Linked DNA regions of Homo sapiens: region 2 is linked to region 1. Evidence: read pairs that join two places in POLR2A ChIA-PET (ENCODE). Cell type or tissue: PC-9. All regions are shown on one strand. Links, peaks and the distances in the headings refer to the core of each region. The heading gives the core; the rest is flanking DNA.

Region 1 (4,393 bases), core at 120-4,119:
TTCAATTGTGTATATATACCACATTTTCTTTTGATTAATCCACTGATGGGAACTTAGGTTTATTCCATCTCTTTGCGATTGTGAATAGTGCTGCAATAAACATATGAGTGCAGGCGTCTTTTTGATATATTGATTTCTTTTCCATTGGGTATAGACCTAGTAGTGGGACTGCTGGATTAAATAGCAGTTCTATTTTATTTTATTTTATTTTATTATTACTATACTTTAAGTTCTAGGGTACATGTGCACAACGTGCAGGTTTGTTACATATGTATACATGTGCCATGTTGGTGTGCTGCACCCATTAACTCGTCATTTAGCATTAGGTATATCTCCTAATGCTATCCCTCCCCGCTCCCCCTACCCTACAACAGTCCCCAGAGTGTGATGTTCCCCTCCCTGTGTCCATGCGTTCTCATTGTTCAATTCCCACCTATGAGTGAGAACATGCGGTGTTTGTTTTTTTGTCCTTGTGATAGTTTGCTGAGAATGATGGTTTCCAGTTTCATCCATGTCCCTACAAAGGACATGAACTCATCATTTTTGATGGCTGTGGCAGTTCTATTTTTGATTCTTTGAGAAATCTCCATGCTGTTTTCCATAGAGGCTGTACTAGTTTACATTCCCGCCAATAGTGTATGAGTTCCCTTTTCTCTGCATCCTCACCAACATCTGATTTTTTTTTTTTTTTTTTTTTTTTTTTTTTGAGACAGAGTCTCCCTCTGTCGCCCAGGCTGGAGTGCAGTGGTGCAATCTCAGCTCACTGCAACCTCTGCCTCCTGGGTTCAAGCAATTCTCCTGCCTCAGCCTCAGAGGCACCCATCACCATGCCAGCTAATTTTTGTATTTCTAGTAGAGATGCAGTTTCACCATGTTGGTCAGGCTGGTCTCCAACCCCTGACCTCAAGTGATCCACCCACCTCGGCCTCCCAAAGTTCTGGGATTACAGGCATGAGCCACTGCACCTGGCCGTCTTTTTAATAATAGCCATTCTGACTGGTGTAAGATGATATCTCATTGTTGTTTTATTTTGCATTTCTCTGATGATTAGTGATGTGGGGTATTTTTTCATATACCTGTTGGCCATTTGTATCTCTTCTTTTAAAAACTGTCTATTCATGTCCTTTGCTTACTTTTTAATGGGATCACTTGGGTTTTTTTGTTGTTGCCATCGTTCAATTGTTTGAGTTCCTCGTATATTCTGGTTACTACTCCCCTGTTGGATGAATAGTTTGCAAATATTTTCTCCCGTTTAACAGGTTATATTGTCACTCTGTTTATTATTTCTTTTGCTGTGCAGAAGGTTTTTAGTTTAAGACCCATACTATAGTCTGTGGTGTAATTTGAAATCATGTAGTGATATGGTTAGGTTTTGTGTCCCCACCCAAATCTCATCCTGAATTATAATCCTCAGGTGTTTAGGGAGAGACCTGGTGGGAAGTGATTGGATTATGGGGGCAGTTTCCTCCATGCTGTTCTCATGACAGTGAGTGAATTCTCATAAGATCTGATGGTTTGATAAATGGTAGTTTTTCCTGCGCTGACACACACACCTCTGTCTTTTTTGGTCCTTATGAATTTTAGGATTATTTTTCTTTTTCTCTTTTCTTCTCCTCCTCCTTCTTCTCTCTTTTTTGCTTCGAGATGGGATCTTGCTTTGTCACCCAGGCTAGAGTGCATTGGCGCATAGCTCACTGCAACCTCGAATTCCTGGGCCCAAGAGATTGTCTGGCCTCTGCCTCCTGAGTAACTGGACTATGGGTGTGTGCCACCATGCCTGACTAATTTTAAATTAAAATATGTTTTTGTAGAGATGAGGTCTCACTGTGTTGTTCAGGCTGGTCTCAAACTCCTGGCCTCAAGCAGTCTTCTTGCTTTGGCCTCCCAAAGTGCTAGGATTACAAGTGTGAGCTACCATGCCCAGCCTGAGATTGTTTTTTCTAATTCTGTGAAAAATTACTTTGGTATTTTGATAGGGATTATACTGAATCTATAGATTGCCTTGGGCAGTGTGGTCATTTTAACAATGTGAATTCTTCTGATCTATGAACATGGATGTTTTCGTGTTTGTGTCATCTACAATTTTCTTTCATCAGTGTTTTGTAATTTTCCTTGTAGAGTTTTATTCTCAGGTATTTTTTAATGGTTATTGTAAATGAGATTGTCTTCTTGATTTCTTTCTCAGCTAGATCATTATTGGTGTAAAGAAATGCTACTGATTTTTATATGTTGCTTTTGTATTCTACAACTTTACTGAATTCACTTATCAAATCTAAGAGTTTTTTTGGTAGAATCTTTAGGTTTTTTTAGATATAAAATCATATTGGCAGATAGGAATAATTTGACTTCCTCTTTTCCAGTCTGAATGCCTTTTATGTACTTTCTCCTGCCTGATCGCTCTGGATAGGACTTTCAGTATTATATTGAATAGGAGTGGTGAAAGTGGGCATTCTTGTCATGTTCCAGTTCTTAGGGGAAATGCTTTCAACTTTTCCTCATTCAGTATGATGTTAGCTGTGGGTCTGTAATAAATAGCCTTTATTATTTTGTGGTATGTTCCTTCTGTGCCTAGTTTTTTGAGGATTTTTATCATTAAGGGATCTGAAATTTATTAAAGGCATTTTCTGCATCTATTGAGTTGATCGTATGGTTTTTGTCCTTGATTCTGTTTATGTGATGTATTACATTTATTAATTTGCATATGTTGAACCATCCTTGTATCCCTGATACAAAGCCTACTTGATTGTGGTATATTATCTTTCTGATGGGCTGTTGGATTCAGTTAGTTAATATTTTGTTGAAGATTTTTTTTGAGACAGGGTCTCACTCTGTCACCCAGGCTGGACTACAGTGGCACCATCTTGGCTCACTGTAACCTCTGCCTCCTAAGTTCAAGCAATTCTCATGCCTCAGCCTCCCGAGTAGCTAGGCTTACAGGTGCACACCACCATGCCCTGATAATTTTTGCATTTTTAGTAGAGACAGCATTTTGCCGTGTTGGGCAGGCTGGCCTCAAATTCCTGGCCTCAAGTGATCCACCTGCCTTGGCCTCCCAAAGTGGGATTACAGTGTGAGCCACTGTGCGCCGCGGAGGATTTTTGAGTCTATGTTCATCAGGGATATTGGTCTGTAGTTTTCTTTTTCTGTTGTGTCTTTGTCTGATTTTGGTATCTGCGTGATATGGGCCTTCTAGAATGAGTTAGGGAGCATTCTCTCCTACTCAATTTTTTGGAACAGTTTCAGGAAGATTGGTCTTAGTTCTTTTTTTGCATGTTTGGTATAATTCAGCATTTTTTTTTTTTTTTTTTTTTTGAGACAGAGTCTCGGTCTGTCACCCAGGCTGGAGTGCAATGGTGTGATCTCGGCTCACTGCAAGCTCCGTCTCCTCCCGGGTTCATGCCGTTCTCCTGCCTCAGCCTCCCGAGTAGCTGGGACTACAGGCGCGTGCCACCATGCCCAGCTAATTTTTGTATTTTTAGTAGAGACGGGCTTTCACCATGTTGGCCAGGATGATCTTGATCTCTTGACCACGTGATCCACCCGCCTCGGCCTCCCAAAGTGCTGGGATTACAGGCGTGAGCCACTGCGCCTGGCCAGTTGTGAGCTTTTCTTTTGGGGGAGGTTTTTAATTACTGATTAAATCCCACTTTTCATTACTTATCTGTTCAGGTTTTCTATTTATTCCTGGTTCAGTCTTGGGAGATTGTATGTTTCCAGGAATTTATCCATTTCCTCTAGGTTTTCTAATCTGTGAGCATATAGTTGTTCATAATAGTCTCTGATGATCTTTTGTATTTCTGTGGTATTAGTGTTTTCCTTTTTCATTTCTGATTTTGTTTATTTGGGTCTTCTCTCTGTTAGTCTAGCAGTCTCTATTTCGTTTAGCACTGCTCTGGTCTTTGTTATTTCTTTTCTTCTGCTAATTTTGGTTTGGTTTGTTCTCGCTTTTCTAGTTCTTTGAGGCACATAATTAGATTGTTAACTTGTAATCTTTCTACTTTTTTGATATAGACATTTAATACTATAAACCAGGGGTCCTCAACCCCCAGGCCTCGGACCGGTACCTGTCCATGGCTCGCTAGGAACCAGGCCAAACAGCAGGAGTGAGTGGTGGACGGGTGAGCATTACCACCTGAGCTCTTCCTCCTGTCAGATCAGCAGCAGCATTAGATTCTCATAGGAGCACAAACCCTATTGTGAACTGTGCTTACGAAGGATCTAGGTTGCACGTTCCTTATGATAATCTAATGCCTAATAATCTGAGATGGAACAGTTTCATCCCAAAACCATCCCTACCGACATCTGCAGTCAGTGGAAAAATTGTCTTCCACAAAACCAGTACATGATGCCAAAAAGGTTGGGGACCACCACTATAAACTTCCCTCTTAGCACT
Region 2 (4,393 bases), core at 209-4,208, 1.2 Mb after region 1:
GAAATTCATAACAGACACACACCAACACATGACCATACATCTACAAACTTATAAACGCACACACACACACACATCGACACTCATACATACAAATTCATAACACAGACACACACCAACGCAATACCATACATCTACAAACTTATAAACACACACACACACATCGACACTCATACATACAAATTCATAACACAGACACACACCAATGCAATACCATACATCTACAAACTTATAAACACACACACACACACATCGACACTCATACATACAAATTCATAACACACACACCAACGCAATACCATACATCTACAAACTTATAAACGCACACACACACACATACATACAAATTCATAACACAGACATACACCAACACAATACCATACATCTACAAACTTATAAATGCGCACACACACACACACACTGACATACATACAAATTCATAACACAGACACACACCAACGCAATACCATACATCTACAAACTTATAGACACACACACACACACACATCGACACTCATACATACAAATTCATAACACAGACACACACCAACGCAATACCATACATCTACAAACTTATAAACGCACACACACACACCCCAGCAATACATGTGTGTTAATCTGTTTGTGCTACTATAACGAAATGCTTCTTGCTGGGTAACTGATGAAGAACAGGTTGTTTTCTTGCACAGTTCTGGGGGCTGTGAAGTCCCACATCGAGGCACCAGCCTTAATCCACCCTCCGCCCTCATGACCTAAGCTCCTCCCAAAGGCCCCACCCCCAACACTGTTGTACTGGATATTAAGGTTCCAACACATGGATTTTGGGGGACCCATTCAGACCATAGCAGCATTCATACACACAAACTCTTACCCTTGAAAATTAAAACCCTCACACTGAACTGAGGTCCTGAATCCTCCTCTCTGTTCCAGACTCCACTCAGCTCAGCCTCAGCCCCAGGACTCCTTGTTCCCAGGGAGTTCAGTTCCCCGCAGCAGCTCCAGCTGGGCCTCCTCGCCCGGAATGGGCTGGGTCGCTCCAGGGCCTCAACGTGCTCGGCCATCACCACGCTTTAAGGGGTCTCAGGAGGTAGCAGGATGCATCGTGCCATTGGTCACGCAGGCTGCACGCTCCTCAGCCCCTAGAGCAGCGGTCCTAAACCACACTCTGTGCCAGCCGCAGGCCGGGTGAGCACAGAACAGAGGCAGCTCTCGGGACGAGAAGGAAGCTTTCTGGAAATGCCTCCCTGGCTGAGCCTGGTCAAGCGGCTGCGAGCCCACACCAGGCAGCTTCCAGGGCCCAGGAACTGATGCCACATTGGGGACCCCTCCTGTCAGGAGGCTGATGCGGCCCCACACGCTGGCTGGCCACGTGCGGGAGGGTCTCCGGGGGCTGCTGCCTCATGTCTCTGCCTCTGCTTTTCTGGAGGACAGCCCCTAGACAGGCTCCTGAGATGTGGCCGCTGCTGCTGCTCCCCTCACTCACTGGAAGCGCATGGTCTGGAGCTCACCCCAGAATCCTTGGGTGGTTTTCACCCACAGCCTGTAGAAAAGCCACATGGATTCAAGGCCATGCCTCTGCACCATGTCCTCTGTCCCTGAAGGCAGAGGGGACTTGGAGCTGGCCCCAGCATGGCCATCCCAGCTGTGCCCAGGAGCCACCTTCTCACACCCAGTTGAGGGCCTGGTAAAGCAGCACCCCCAGCAACAGCTATACAAAGAGCCCCTCTGGCCAGCCCTGCCCCCCACCTTTCCTTGTGGAGGGTCCTCAGGTCCAAGGTCCTCAGGGTTTTGCTAAGGCCCGTCGGGGGCCCTGCTCTGCAGAAGCAGTCTCCTCCTGTGGACAAGGCTACCGGCACTCACAATGCCAAAAAGCAGCAGAGCCTGCAGGCCACAGAAGCCACGAGCCAGGGCAGCTGCAGGCACTCACCTGGTGACTGGCACCCTGGCCCACCGGCATCCGAGATTCTCCTCCGCACCTCCCCCTGTCCTCCTCACCTCCCCTATGTCCTCCTCACCTTCCCCCACAACCCCATCCTCTGGGCTGTGACTTCCCACCCTCTGGGTCCTGGCACAGTGTCTGGCCTCCCAGAGAGGGGTGAGGTTGAGAGAGGCTGACAGGCGTCTCCGACATGAGTCAGCCCATTCAGTTCCTTTTCCAGGGGCCACACTGAGTCAGCCCATTCGGTTCCTTTTCCAGGGGCCACACTGAGTCAGCCCATTCGGTTCCTTTCCCAGGAGCCACACTCGAAGTCACAAGAGCCTTGACATGTTGCGGTGACCGCCTGCTGCCGGGGCTGACTGGCTTGTGACCCCGGCACCTGGAGGCCTGTCTCAGATCCAACCCATCCTGCCCACCACATTTTCTGGACAAACCCTTGTCCCCAGGGAGACAGTGGCTACTGGTCCCTGAGTTTCTCAGGGAGTTGGGCCTGCCCCTTGGGATCTGGAGGCCCCTGCAGTGTGGGGAGGAGGGGCCGCTCCTGGTGTCACAGGGGAGGGAGCTCAGCAGGCAGGGGAGAACCTCGCAGAGGCTCAGAGCTGGGATGGGACGGGCAACGTGCGGCTCTTCAAAGGTGACTGTGGCTGTTTGTTCATTTCAGAATATCCCTTAAGCCAACTCTCTCCAGCAGGTGAATTATAGAATCAACACAGTGCTTGAAATATCTAAACCTTTGAAGAAATCCCTAAAAGGATGACATGAAAGTATTAAGTTTATTTTAATCAATTCCGCTAAATATGTGGATGGATAGAGGCCATGTTTTAAGACAACCTCCAGCAAATTAAGGTGAACAGTTCTGCAGAGTAATGAAGATCATGCCTAGAGTATACCTCCGAGGTCCTGGGAGTCCTGGGCACAGGCGGGACCCAGAGGACAAGGGTGAGTCCATCCACAGGCGGGTCTGTGCACTGGTGAACTTAGAGAGTGCAGGATGTTCCCAGTGTTGTCTGGATTTCCAGGCTTTGCTTTGCACCTTGCCTCCCTCTGGCCCTCTTGCTCCTGGCCTGGCTCCGGCTGCCCCTCCATGCAGCGCCGCCCTCTGTGCAAGGCTCTGAGTGGGGCTGCCTGGAAGAGGAGCCCAAGGCCTCCTCACCCCTCCTGGAGCCGGTAGCTGGGGGTCCCACCCAACATCGCCCTGTGGCATCTGCCCAAACGCCCCATGGGCATCCTGCCTCCCTGCACCTGGTGAAAGTTCTGTGGGAGGCGCTCTCCATTCCTGCCAGGTCTTTATCATACCATGCTCTGGGCAATGTTTTTGTTAAATAAGATAACATGAGCCCTCTCCAAGTTACCTGTCCTGCAGGGTGCAGGGTGGCGACTCATGCCCAGGCGAGTGACCTTCACCAGCCTGTCCTGGATTAGCCGGTGACTATGCAAGACATCCGATTGTGCAGCTTAGAGCCAGAGCTGCTGTGCAGGGTGCTGCCCCCGAGCCATCCCAGCGCATCCTGGCGTGGAGCAGGGTCACGGCTGGATTAAGGGGAAGGTGAAGTGGGGTCAGTGCCCTGCCCCCTGGACACACAGCAGGGGGCTGCTCCTGGGCATGGCCTTGGGACGTGAGGTGCAACTGGCTACGCACACTGGCCAGGGGAGGACCCCTCTTCGCCTCCACACTGCACGCCCCTTCCCTGGTTTTCCTGCTTTTGCTTCCTGACCTGTGTCCGCCAGCACACACCCATCAGCTGGAGGGCAGAGGAGCCCTCTCCCCAGTAAGGACTCACCCAGGCCGAGGAGCCCAGGTGGACAGCAAGGTTGCCATGAGCAGGGACCGTCCTGAGTCCAGTCCAGTCCCCCCTAGGGGCATGTCAGCCTGGTGGGCAGAGCTCTGTGCCCTTGAGGCCCACCAGGTTTGGAGGCTGGACAGGTGAAGACACCCCGGTGCCATGTGGCTGAGTGGACGTGGCAGGCAGAGCGAGGACAGAGGGAGGGGCACGTGCTAGTGCCAGAAGGAGGCTGCCCACGGCCAAGTGGCCGACACTGGTCTTCCCAGCCAGCATGGAGAGTGCCAGAGGCATCGGGTGGCCCCTGGGGAACGCAACTGGCCAGACAACGGGCTGAAGCCAGGGAAGGCCTGGGCGCCTGCCAGACCACCCTGGCACTTCCTGTCACTGTGGCCTCCACTGCTGCATACTGGGCCCCCAGGGTGCCACGACCATGGCCATGGCCAGCCCCGGAGGATGGCCAGGGGCGGCCCACACTGTGGGCTCATGTCCCCTGTCCTGGAGGCAGCAACCGTGTGCCGGGACCCACCTCAGGGGAGGCTGTCGGGGGCAGGGGGGTAGGGCTTTAGATGCAGGTCGAGGGACCCACCTGGCCTCCAGACACACACTTTGGGGAATTCCTCTCACTCACTGGCTTGTGTGGCTGGGCAGTCTTGTCTGTGTCTTGCCATGTGGG

The links. ChIA-PET counts read pairs that join two places held together with the same protein. Peaks named below come from ENCODE experiments on the same cell type or tissue, not always from the same donor. Only the 100,000 strongest peaks of a DNase experiment are listed, where the experiment ranks them.
Region 2: POLR2A ChIA-PET joins it to region 1 with 10 read pairs; 1 of 35 experiments calls an interaction of 5 or more read pairs at or near these places.

Annotation. Positions count from the first base shown.
Region 1 is chr5:327,580-331,972 of GRCh38, forward strand. All of the region lies in intron 1 of AHRR (aryl hydrocarbon receptor repressor), which reads left to right. All of the region lies in intron 3 of PDCD6-AHRR (PDCD6-AHRR readthrough (NMD candidate)), which reads left to right. Among named protein-coding and RNA genes, the nearest start is that of AHRR, 8.1 kb to the left of the region's middle. In PC-9, for the core only: no CTCF peak of the experiment used is centred there; a DNase peak (open chromatin) is centred at 2,002; H3K27ac peaks cover 437 bases.
Region 2 is chr5:1,562,081-1,566,473 of GRCh38, forward strand. No RefSeq gene overlaps it. Among named protein-coding and RNA genes, the nearest start is that of LPCAT1, 40 kb to the left of the region's middle. RefSeq lists an enhancer at 3,629-4,393. In PC-9, for the core only: no CTCF peak of the experiment used is centred there; DNase peaks (open chromatin) are centred at 2,181 and 3,331; H3K27ac peaks cover 467 bases.